Linked DNA regions of Homo sapiens: region 1 is linked to region 2. The links are chromatin loops, found by intact Hi-C in ENCODE. Cell type or tissue: PC-9. All regions are shown on one strand. Each heading gives the region's core, and the rest is flanking DNA. Links, peaks and the distances in the headings are about the cores only.

Region 1 (5,373 bases), core at 233-5,232, 350 kb before region 2:
AGAGTTTACTTCAGCAACAGGTGTGCCCTGCGCTGCTTTCCCAGGGACAGCTTTTGACCCAGTTTTACCCTGGGAACCACCTCAAGAGACCACCATGACATGGTACCGCAGTCACCACGGAACAGCAACCCTGGTCTTCAGCATTTGGGGGGCTCAGGCTCTGCATGCTCTCTGTGCTCCCGTTTTCATTTGGACACTTGGGGTGCAGCTGTCCTGCCTGGAATGCAGCTTTGCCTGTGCTTGTCTCACAGATGCAGGGGACAGAAAAGGGCAGCTTAGCCAGAGTTCCTGGCAAGCACTGCTTTGCGGACTGAGAATCTCATGCCAAGAGGTGTTTACATCCAGGGGCCGGGTCCCACTCCTAGACACCAAGACCTGGTGGTGGCACTAGTTAAAGGATGTTTCGCTGCAGCTGCCCCCTGCCCCAGGGCCAGCCATCCAGCCTGGGGCACGTGGGGCATTGGCACACTGTCTAACTCATCACCGTCTGGACAGTGGCAGCTCCCAAGCCAGGCGGCACCATGCTGTCCATGACGTACAGCGAGAGTCTGCGGAGCGTGAGCAGCAGGTGCCACTCTGAATGGGCCCTGCACCCCGTCCGCCAGACGGACACGCTGGAACTGCAGCGGCTGCGGGAGGTGCGGGCGGCTGCCCAGGCCAGGAACATGGAGAGCTTCCTCCGCATGCACGGCCTTTCCCTGGACGGCTGCACCGCCCAGCGCACAGGCATGAAGTATCGGTAAGGGCCGGGCAGGGGGGCGGTGGGGTGGGAAGTCTGATTTCAGCCATATAAATATGTATAAAAGGGCTGGGCACGGTGGTTCACACCTGTAATCCCAGCACTTGGGGAGGCAGAGGCGGGTGGATCACCTGAGATCAGGAGCTCGAGACCAGCCTGGCCAACCTGGTGAAACACCACCTACTAAAAATACAAAAAATAGCCAGGCATAGTGGGGCGCACCTGTAGTCCCAACTACTCAGGAGGCTGAGGCAGAAGAATTGCTTGAACTCAGGAGGCAGAGATTGCAGTGATCCAAGATCATACCACTGCACTCCAGCCTGGGCGACAAGAGTGAGACACTGTCTCAACAACAACAACAAAAATGTATAAAGGAAGAAAATGAGGCCAGGCACGGTGGCTCATGCCTGTAATACCAGCACTTTGGGAGGCCGAGGTGGGTGGATTGCTTGAGCCCAGAAGTCTGAGACCAGCCTAGGCAACATGGCAAAACCCCATCTCTACCCCAAAATACAAAGAAATTAGGTAGGCATGGTGCCATGCACCTGTAGTCCCAGCTACTTGGGAGGCTGAGGTGGGAGGATTACCTGAGCCCAAAGAATCTGATGCTGCAGTGAGCCGTGATCGCACCACTGCACTCCAGGCTGGGTGACAGAGCGAGACTCCATTGCGCAAAAAAAAAAAAAAAGTTTAGTAAATTCTCCATGGGGTAAAAATGTGTGGGTGTGTTTCTCCATGGGGAAAAATGTGTTTCTGGGTGTTGGAGACCCCTGCTCTTAATGATAGGCACGTAGGTCTGAATTTTCTTGGAACCTCCAAAGGACATTCTTTTTAGTGCGCTTGTCTTTGAATTCAGCACCTCGGACAGCGCTCTGCTAGCCACCGTTCTCTGGCTGGTGTAAATCCCTCTCAATTGCAAATTGACAGCTTTATCTTCTGTGCCTCTCAGGAACATGCCCTTGTGAGAGCCATTCAGCCAAAGAGGACCCTCCCCACCCAGTCCTTGTAGAGTTGCCAGTTAAATTTGAAGTTCAGATAAACGCGTAACTTTTTAGCATAAATACGTTCCATGCAATATTTGGGTCATACTTATACTAAAAAGTTCCTCATTGTTTATCTGAACTTCAAATTTAACTGGGCGTCCTGTGTTTTATCTGGCAACACTAAATATCTGGCTTCCGTCTGAGACAGACCCTAGGGATCATCTGCGTGCTCTGTGCAGAGTGGAGTGCAGGCCAGGACCGCTCCTTTAACGTTTTCTCCTGTGGACGGCGTGTTTGGTCCTTCAGCCCATTGTTTGAATATGTGGTTGTAATTTAGAAACAAAACACTTCTCCTGTGAGTCCATTAGATGGCAGTGTTTTTCAGGCTTTGTATCCTAAATCCAGCTGTAAAGGAAGGACAAAGGGTCCGCTAGTTTGGCCACAGCTGACCTCCTTGTTCTGCTGGAAATTTCTCAAGAAGGAGACGCTGGGCATTCATGAGGGGCTGGTCATTGATTCCTTTTGTTTATTCAGTAAATGTTTATTGAGAGTCTGCTTGGCACCAGGCGCTGAGCCAGATCCTGGAGCTGCTGCATGAACAAGAGCAACCAGGTCCCCAACCTCACGGCAGCCATGGCCTGGGGGTGTGGGGGGCAGAGAAGCAGCGAGCTTGCACGGAGACAAGTTCCAACAGCGACCACTGGCCGAGGCAGCAAAGCAGGACAATGCAATGAAGAAAGACCAGGGAGGCCGAGGGGGAACCCTCTGAGAGAGGGATCATCTGAAGATGTGGAGAACATTCCAGCCCAAGAGGAGAGGGGTCTGGAATGGATGCCTCTCTCAGCTGGAGGAGCGAAGAGAAGGCCCAGGCGGCTAGGCTGGAGGGAGGAAGGTGGAGGACACAAGGCGATGATGCAGGAGGGGCCAGACCCCATCCTCCAAACTCAGGGAAACCTCAGCTCTCTCCTATGTGGACAGGATTTGTGATGGAGGATAGTTTAGTGGGTTAAATCAAGACCCCCCAAAATTCACATTCATCCTAAACCTCAGAATATGACGTTAGGCTGGGTGTGGTGGCTCACGCCCGTAGTCTCAGCACTTTAGGAGGCAGCCTGGGTAACATGGCGAAACCCCATCTCTAAATACAATCAAAAAATTAGCCAGGCATGGTGACACATGCCTGTGGTCCCAGCTACACAGGCGGCTGATGCAGGAGGATCACTTGAACCCAGGATTTCAACGCTGCAGTGAGCCCTATTTGTGCCACTGCACTCCAGCCTGGGCGGCAGAGTGAGACCCTGTCTTAAAAAAAAAAAAAAAAGAAGAAGAAGAAGAATGTGACATTATTTGGAAATAGGGTCATTGCAGATATCATTAAGATGGGGCAATGGGGCCATACAAGACTAGAATGGACCCTAATTCCTACGACTGGTGTCCTTATAAGAAGGCCATGTGGTGATAGAGAGTGGAGTGACGGGTCCACAACCCAAGGGACTCTGAGGAGTCTCGGTGTTACCGGTGGAGGGTGTGCAGCCAGGTTCCTGGCATCTTGAACAAAGAATTGGACAAAACGCACATACAAAGCAAGGAAAGAATGAAGCAACAAAAGCAGCCGGGTGAGGTGGCTCACGCCTGTAATCCCAACAGTTTGGGAGGCCAAGACGGGTGGGTTACATGAGGCCAGGAGTTCGAGAGCAGCCTGGGCAACATGGCAAAAGCCTGTCTCTACTAAAAATACAAAAATTAACCAGTCGTGGTGGCGGGCACCTGTAGTCCCAGCTATTCGGGAGGCTGAGGCAGGAGAATCACTTGAACCTGGGAGGCGGAGGTTGCAGTGAGCCAAGATGGAACAAAAGTACACTCCACAGGATGGGAGTGGGCAAGCGGCTCAAGAACCTGGATACAGAATTTTCTGGGGTTTAAATACCTTCTAGAGGTTTCCCATTGGTTACCTGGTGTACATCTTATGTAAATGAAGTAGTGGCCTGTGATCATTCTGATTGGTTGCAGAAAGTGACCAATTAGAGGCTGAAATGAAGTTACAAAGTTACACTTCTATGCAAATGAAGACTTGGCCCACAGCCAGCCTGATTGGTTGCGGGAGGGGACAAATCAGAGGTATTTTCCATTTTTCGTCTGCCACACAGAAAAGGGGGCGCCATGCAAAGAGAGTAGCCTCTGGTTCTTTTGTTACTTGGGCGTGGAAAGTTGGGGTTTTCCTTTTGACTTAGTTATAGGAAATCAGCGGGAATTGGCCTTCAGTTCCCTGCCTCCAGACCCTGGTCTCCTGCCCCAACAGGAGCCACGAGATGCTGGAAGGGACAGGAAAGGACACCTCATGAGGGTGTTTGGAGGGAACACTGCCCACACCTGGACTTCAGACTCCAGAAGTGGGAGAGAAGACATTCCTGTTGTTGTAAGTCCTCTAATTTGGGGATCTTTGTAATGGCAGCCGCAGGGAACTAACACAGGTGGAGAGAACATATCTTTTATTTGCCTGAAGCCCCGAGGAAAATGCCTGAGCAGCCTCGGAGACACTGCAGGTCCCACTGTGGGGCTGAAACGCCCTTGGGGATCTCGCTTCTCAGGGAGTGGAGGAGACCAGAAGACAAACGCTTTTTTTTTTTTTTTTTTTTGAGTTGGAGTTTCGCTGTATCGCCCAGGCTACAGTGCAGTGGCACAGTCTCGGCTCACTACAACCTCTGCCTCCCAGGTTCAAGCGATTCTCCTGCCTCAGCCTCCCAAGTAGCTGGGACTGCAGGGATGCACCACCATGCCTGACTAATTTTTGTATTTTTGGTAGAGACAGAGTTTTGTCATGTTGACCACGCTGGTCTCAAACTCCTGACCTCAGGTGATCTGCCCACCTTGGCATCCCAAAGTGCTGGGATTACAGGCATGAGCCATCTCACCCCACCAACAAAGTCCCTTTAGCAGTTGATGGGCCAGAGGTTGTTGTTACACCCAGGTCAGGGTGAAGGTGGGGCGGGGAGGGTGGTGGCCTCACTCTATCTGGTGAATTTCATTTTGCTGCACCAGGGTTGACGGGGTGGGTGGGATGCTCCGTGACTCAGACCACCAGTTATTAAAGATCCCAGATAAATTTATTCTGTGCTTACCTCTTCTCCGTCAGCGACTGGGCTGGGTCACCATTAAACTTGGTCTTAAATATGAATATAGAAAAGATGATACCTGGGGATAGGCACTGCCCGGTGCCGCAAGAAACCAGCTGTGCCCCTGGCCTGGGCATTTCATCAGCTGAACTGAGCTGTAGCTGATGGAGGTGGACGGCAGCATGCCTGTTACACTTCCCCAGTTTTTTTTTGAGACAGAGTCTCACTCTGTCACCCAGGCTGGAGTGCAGTGGTGCAATCTCAGCTCACTGCAACCTCTGCCTCCTGGGTTCAAGCGATTCTCCTGCCTCAGCCTCCCGAGTAGCTGGGACTACAGGCGCGAGCCACCATGCCCGGCTATTTTTTGTATTTTTAGTAGAAACGGGGTTTCACCACGTTGGCCAGGCTGATCTCAAACTCCTGACCTCAAGTGACCCACTCGCCTCGGCCTCCCAAAGTGCTGGGATTACAGGCGTGAGCCACCGCGCCCGGCCTACACTTCCCCATTGTTTAAACTGTCCTCAATTATTGCTGTTAA
Region 2 (5,373 bases), core at 63-5,062:
CCTGTAGTCCTAGCTACTCGGGAGGCTGAGGCTAGAGAATGGCATGAACCAGGGAGGCAGAGCTTGCAGTGAGCCGAGATCACACCATTGCACTCCAGCCTGGGCGACAGAGCGAGACTCCGTCTGAAAAAAAAGAAAAAAAATTAGCCGGTTGTGGTGGCACACACCTGCAGTCCCAGCTACTCTGGAGGCTGAGGTGGGAGGATTGATTGAACCCAGGAAGCAGAAATTGCAGTGAGCCAAGATCACACCAATGCACTCCAGCCTGGGTAACAGAGCGAGACTCCGTCTCAAAAAAAAAAAAAAAAGAAAAAAAGAAAGGTGTGTGGAACAGGGCCTGGCATAGAGGAAGGGCTGTGTACAGCTTTGTGAATCAGCTTGAGAAGCCAAGCAGCCCTGGGGTCCTGGGGGCTGCAGGAATGGATGCGTTTGACCAGATGGGAGGGATTCAGATCACCTTGGCCCAAGGAGAAGACCCTAACTGGTTCAAGCTGGGATTCACACAAGAGGAGGACACTGCAGGATTCTCCAGGGTCTGCCATCACAGCCTCCCAGGAATCATACAGGATGCAGCCGGAGAGCCGCTCTGTTCACACAGCCACTGTGTTTCTTTCATGTTAATGAATTTAGCTCTTGTGTTTATCCTCTGCAGAGATGATAGACACTTCATGATTATTCCTCTTGTCCATGGAATTGAATAGACAAGACCCTAAGTCTGTTGCCAGCAGGAAATGTGAGTAAATGCTGAAGCATACACATAGTCTTCTGTTCCCAAAGGGCCGACACATCTAAAAGACAAACAGAAGAGGCTACTTAGAGGGGCACGATGGCTCTCCTCTGTAATCCCAGCACTTGGGGAGGCTGAGGCAGGTGGATCACTTGAGCCTAGGAGTTCCAGACCAGCCTGGGCAACATGGCAAAACCCCGTCTCAAAAAAAAAAAAAAATTAGCCGGGCATGGTGGTGTGCACCTGTGGTACCAGCTACATGGGAGGCTGAGGCGGGAGGATCTCCTGAGCCTGGGGAGATCATCTGGACATCAGAGTAAGACCATCTCAAAAAAAAAAAAAAAAAAGGAACAGCCTCTCCTCCTAACTGAACCTTTTTTTTTTTTGAGACGGAATTTTGCTCTTGTGGCCTAGGCTGGAGTGCAATGGTGCCATCTCAGCTCACCACAGACTCCGCCTCTCGGGTTCAAGAGATTCTCCTGCCTCAGCCTCCCAAGCAGCTGGGATTACAGGCATGCCATGTGCCACCATGCCTGGCTAATTTTCTATTTTTAGTAGAGACAGGGTTTCTCCATGTTGGTCAGGCTGGTCTCGAACTCCTGACCTCAGGTGATCCACCCACCTCGGCCTCCCAAAGTGCTGGGATTACAGGGGTGAGCCACCGCACCCGGCCTTTTTTTTTTTTTCTTTGAGACAATGTCTTGCTCTGTCCCCCAGGCTGGAGTACAGTGGCATGATCACAGCTCACTGCAGCCTCAACCTCCTGGACTAAAGAGGTTCTCCCACCTGAGCCTCCTGAGTAGCTGGGACTACAGGTGTGCACCACCAACCATGGCCAGCTAATTCTTTTGATTTTTATAGAGACGGGGTCTCAGTATGTTTCCCAGGCTGGTCTCGAAGTCCTGGACTCAAGTGATCCTCCTGCCTTGGCCTCCCGAAGTGCTGGGATTACAGGCATGAGTCACTGTGCCTGGCCTAACCTGATCTTTAAAGTCAAGTGCTCTGACCCCAGAATGAACCACTCCAAAGAGACCTAAAACTCATAAACGACCCATTTGAAAGCGGGACCCATAATCCAAGAGGGAAGGTCAAAAATAAATGGGTCATTTCCCGGAGAAGAAAAACACCTCTATGTTTGGAGTAGACATACATTCATTTCCCAAAAGCAGCATTTGGAGATCATCTCTTTAAGTAGGTCAAACTTTATAACTAGAATTATAGCCGTGCCCCGGTGCCTGCAAATTAACGGGGTTAGTGGGAGGAGATCTAAGTGACATGACCTGGCCGGGCGCGGTGGCTCACGCCTGTAATCACAGCACTTTGGGAGGCCGAGGCGGGCGGATCACGAGGTCAGGAGATCGAGACCATCTTGGCTAACACGGTGAAACCCCGTCTCTACTAATAATACAAAAAAATTAGCCGGGCGTGGTGGCAGGCCCCTGTAGTCCCAGCTACTGGGGAGGCTGAGGCAGGAGAATGGCGTGAACCCGGGAGGCGGAGCTTGCAGTGAGCCGAGATCGCGCCACTGCACTCCAGCCTGGGCGACAGAGCGAGACTCCGTCTCAAATAAATAAATAAATAAATAAATAAATAAATAAATAAATAAATAAATAAAAGTGACATGACCTGTGAAATTCTCCGCGTTGCTTCCCGTAAGCCGCAAGGCGCTCCGTCTCTCGGTCTGTGGCCCTCTGGCTCCACCTAGGGGCCGAGCAAATTCCCAAGCGCTGGGTCCCGCGCCCCACCCGGGATCCCACCTGGGCGTCATCTCTTGGGGCGGTCTTGCTACAAATCACAATAAACGTTCCCCCACTCAAATTTTTAACAAGAACTCCGTGATTATGACAAAAGACACACAGTCAAGGGTAATTCTATTTTTCCTCATGATAATAAAAAGCTGAGGTATAATTGTATGTTTCTCAAGGGCCTTAAAGAAAAACGATGTTGGTTTTATGCATCAAGTAATTGCTGTGTGAAGAGCTAAAGGGCCCTCATGTGCAGGAGATAATCAGCGGGAGCTCTGCACCAGTGTGACTGTGGCCAACACACTGGAGGCGACTGCTCCCAGCCCGCAGCCCCACCCAGCAGAGGCCGGAGCCCAAGACGGTGCCCGAGTCGCTTCCTCACCGTTGGTGAGCAGGCTCCCAGAGAAAGAACTGCCTTCCAACCAAACGCCCACCAGATGAGGGAGATTTGGGCGAAACGGCCACACATTCATCTTGACACCTAGGATCACTCAGAGAGCAGAACTACCTTCTGTCCTCAGCAGGACAATAACTCAAGTTAGATTCAGCATCAGCGGGAATGACCTGGAGGGGCTTCCTAACTGGTGATGAGGCGGCTAACTAGTTGAGTAAAAATGTTATAAACCAAAGGGTCCGGAGTCTTACAGTCCAAACCCACCTCCATGCACCTCCTAGCTGTGTGGCCTTAGGTAAGTTCCTTGGCCCCTCTGCACTTCAGTTTTCTCATCTGAAAATGGGGCAATAATAGTATCTACCTTGTCAAGTTTGTATAAAGATTAGGTGAGTTACCAGGCACACATCAGAGCAGGGCCTGGTGCAGAGGGAGAGCCTGGTAGATAGCACCATTATACCTAATTCATAGTGAGCATTCTCAAGGGCCAAACAGGCATTTATTGAGCATCTTATATATACCAGGCCCTGTGCTGGGCGCTAGTATCTTACCTATGATACCACATGGTACAGAAACCATCTGGGTATTCATAAAGGGCAGTTGCAGAAAAAATGCACAAATCGTAATTGTACGGCTTAATGCATGATCATAAAGGAATGCACCCATTAACCCGTCCCCAGATCAAGGAAGACATCACCAGCACCCCAGAAGTGCTTCTCTTGCTTTCTGCCAAATATGGGGACCTCTTCTCCCTAAAGGGAATAACCATCCACAACATCAGTGCTGTAGTGGGTAGCAGGAATTTGTGCATGCTTGTTGCTGTATAATGTTGCATTGCATGAATAATGAATATAAGGATCTTTGCATTTCTTTTTTTTTTTTTTTTTTTTTTTTGAGATGGAGTCTCACTATGTCGCCCAGGCTGGAATGCAGTGGCGCAATCTCAGCTCACTGCAAGCTCCGCCTCCTGAGTTCACGTCATTCTTCTGCCTTAGCCTCCTGAGGAGCTGGGACTACAGGCACCCGCCATCATGCCCAGCTAATTTTTTGTACTTTTTGTAGAGATGGGGTTTCACCATGTTAGCTAGGATGGTCTCGATCTCCTGACCTCGTGATCCACCCTCAGCCTCCCAAAGTGCTGGGCTTACAGGCATGAGCCACTGCACCTGGCCTGCACTTCTTTCTTTTCTTTTTTGGAGACAGAGTCTCACTCAGTGGCCCAGGCTGGAGTGCAGTGGCACAATCTTGGCTCACTGCAACCTCCACCTCCCAGGTTCAAATGATTCTCCTGCCTCAGCCTCCCGAGTAGCTGGGATTACAGGCACCCGCAATCATGCCTGGCTAATTTTTGTATTTTTTGTATTTTGTTGTTGAACATGGGGTTTCACCATGTTGGCCAGGGTGGTCTCGAACCCCTGACCTCAAGTGATCTGCTTGCCTCAACCTCCCAAAGTGCTGGGTTACAGGCATGAGCCACCATACCCTGCCAAATTATGATTCATTTAATGTCTGTGGCATCTATAGTGACTCCCCTCTTTCATCCCCAATATTAATAACTTGCAACATTTCTTTTTTCTTTAGTAGTCAAGCTTAGTTTATCAATTTTATTGATGATTTAAATAAATCAGCTTTTGGTTTCAAGTATTTCATCTATTTTCTGTTTTCTAGATTTCTGTTCTTTTTATTTCCTTCCTTTGACACATTTTGGATTTAATTGGCTCATCTTTTTCTAGCTTCTTAAGCTGGAAGTTTAGATAATTGCTTTTTTTATTTTCATTTTTTTGAGACAGAGTCTCACTCTGTCACCCAGGCTGGAGTGCAGTGGGGCAATCTCAGCTCACCGCAACCTCTGCTTCCTGGGTTCAAGTGATTCTCCTGCCTCAGCCTCCTGAGTAACTTGGATTACAGGGGTTTCGTCATGTTGTCCAAGTTGGTCTCGAACTCCTGACCTCAAGTGATCTGCCCACCTTGCCCTCCCAAAGTGCTGGGGTTACAGACATGAGCCACCATGCCTGGCCAGATAATTGCTTTTCTTTTCTTTTGTTTTGTTTTATTTGTTTGTTTGTTTGTTTTGAGACAGTCTCGCTCTGTCACCCAGGCTGGAGTGCATTGGTGCAATCACCTGGCCAATAATCGCTTTTAGATGTTACTTTTCTCTTTTCTTTTTTCTTTTTTTTTTTTTGAGACGGAGTTTCGCTCTTGTTGCCCAGGCTGGAGTGCAATGACACGATCTTGGCTCACCACAACGTCTGCCTCCTGGGTTCAAGTAAGTCTCCTGCCTCAGCCTCCCAAGTAGCTGGGATTAGAGGCATGTGCCACCACGCCTGGCTAATTTCGTATTTTTAGTAGAGACGGGTTTCTCCATGTTGGTCAGGCTGGTCTGGAATTCCCAACCTCAGGTGATCCGCCCGCCTTGGCCTCCCAAAGTGCTAGGATTACAGGCGTGAGCCAATGCACCCTAGGTGTTACTTTTCTAGCATAATCCTTTAAAACTCTGAATGTACCCGCAG

What was found. Peaks named below come from ENCODE experiments on the same cell type or tissue, not always from the same donor. Only the 100,000 strongest peaks of a DNase experiment are listed, where the experiment ranks them.
Region 1: it touches region 2 in a loop (4-fold over the local background); 4 of 110 quality-filtered maps call a loop at or near these places.

What each region holds. Positions count from the first base shown.
Region 1 is chr1:6,051,016-6,056,388 of GRCh38, forward strand. KCNAB2 (potassium voltage-gated channel subfamily A regulatory beta subunit 2) reads left to right here. Exons shown (of 16, transcript NM_001199862.2): 2 at 496-739. The coding sequence starts at 522. Among named protein-coding and RNA genes, the nearest start is that of KCNAB2, 7.8 kb to the left of the region's middle. RefSeq lists an enhancer at 2,420-2,920. In PC-9, for the core only: a CTCF peak has its summit at 2,141 (motif pointing right); no DNase peak of the experiment used is centred there.
Region 2 is chr1:6,402,417-6,407,789 of GRCh38, forward strand. No RefSeq gene overlaps it. Among named protein-coding and RNA genes, the nearest start is that of ACOT7, 11 kb to the left of the region's middle. In PC-9, for the core only: CTCF peaks have their summits at 2,475 (motif pointing left) and 2,677; no DNase peak of the experiment used is centred there.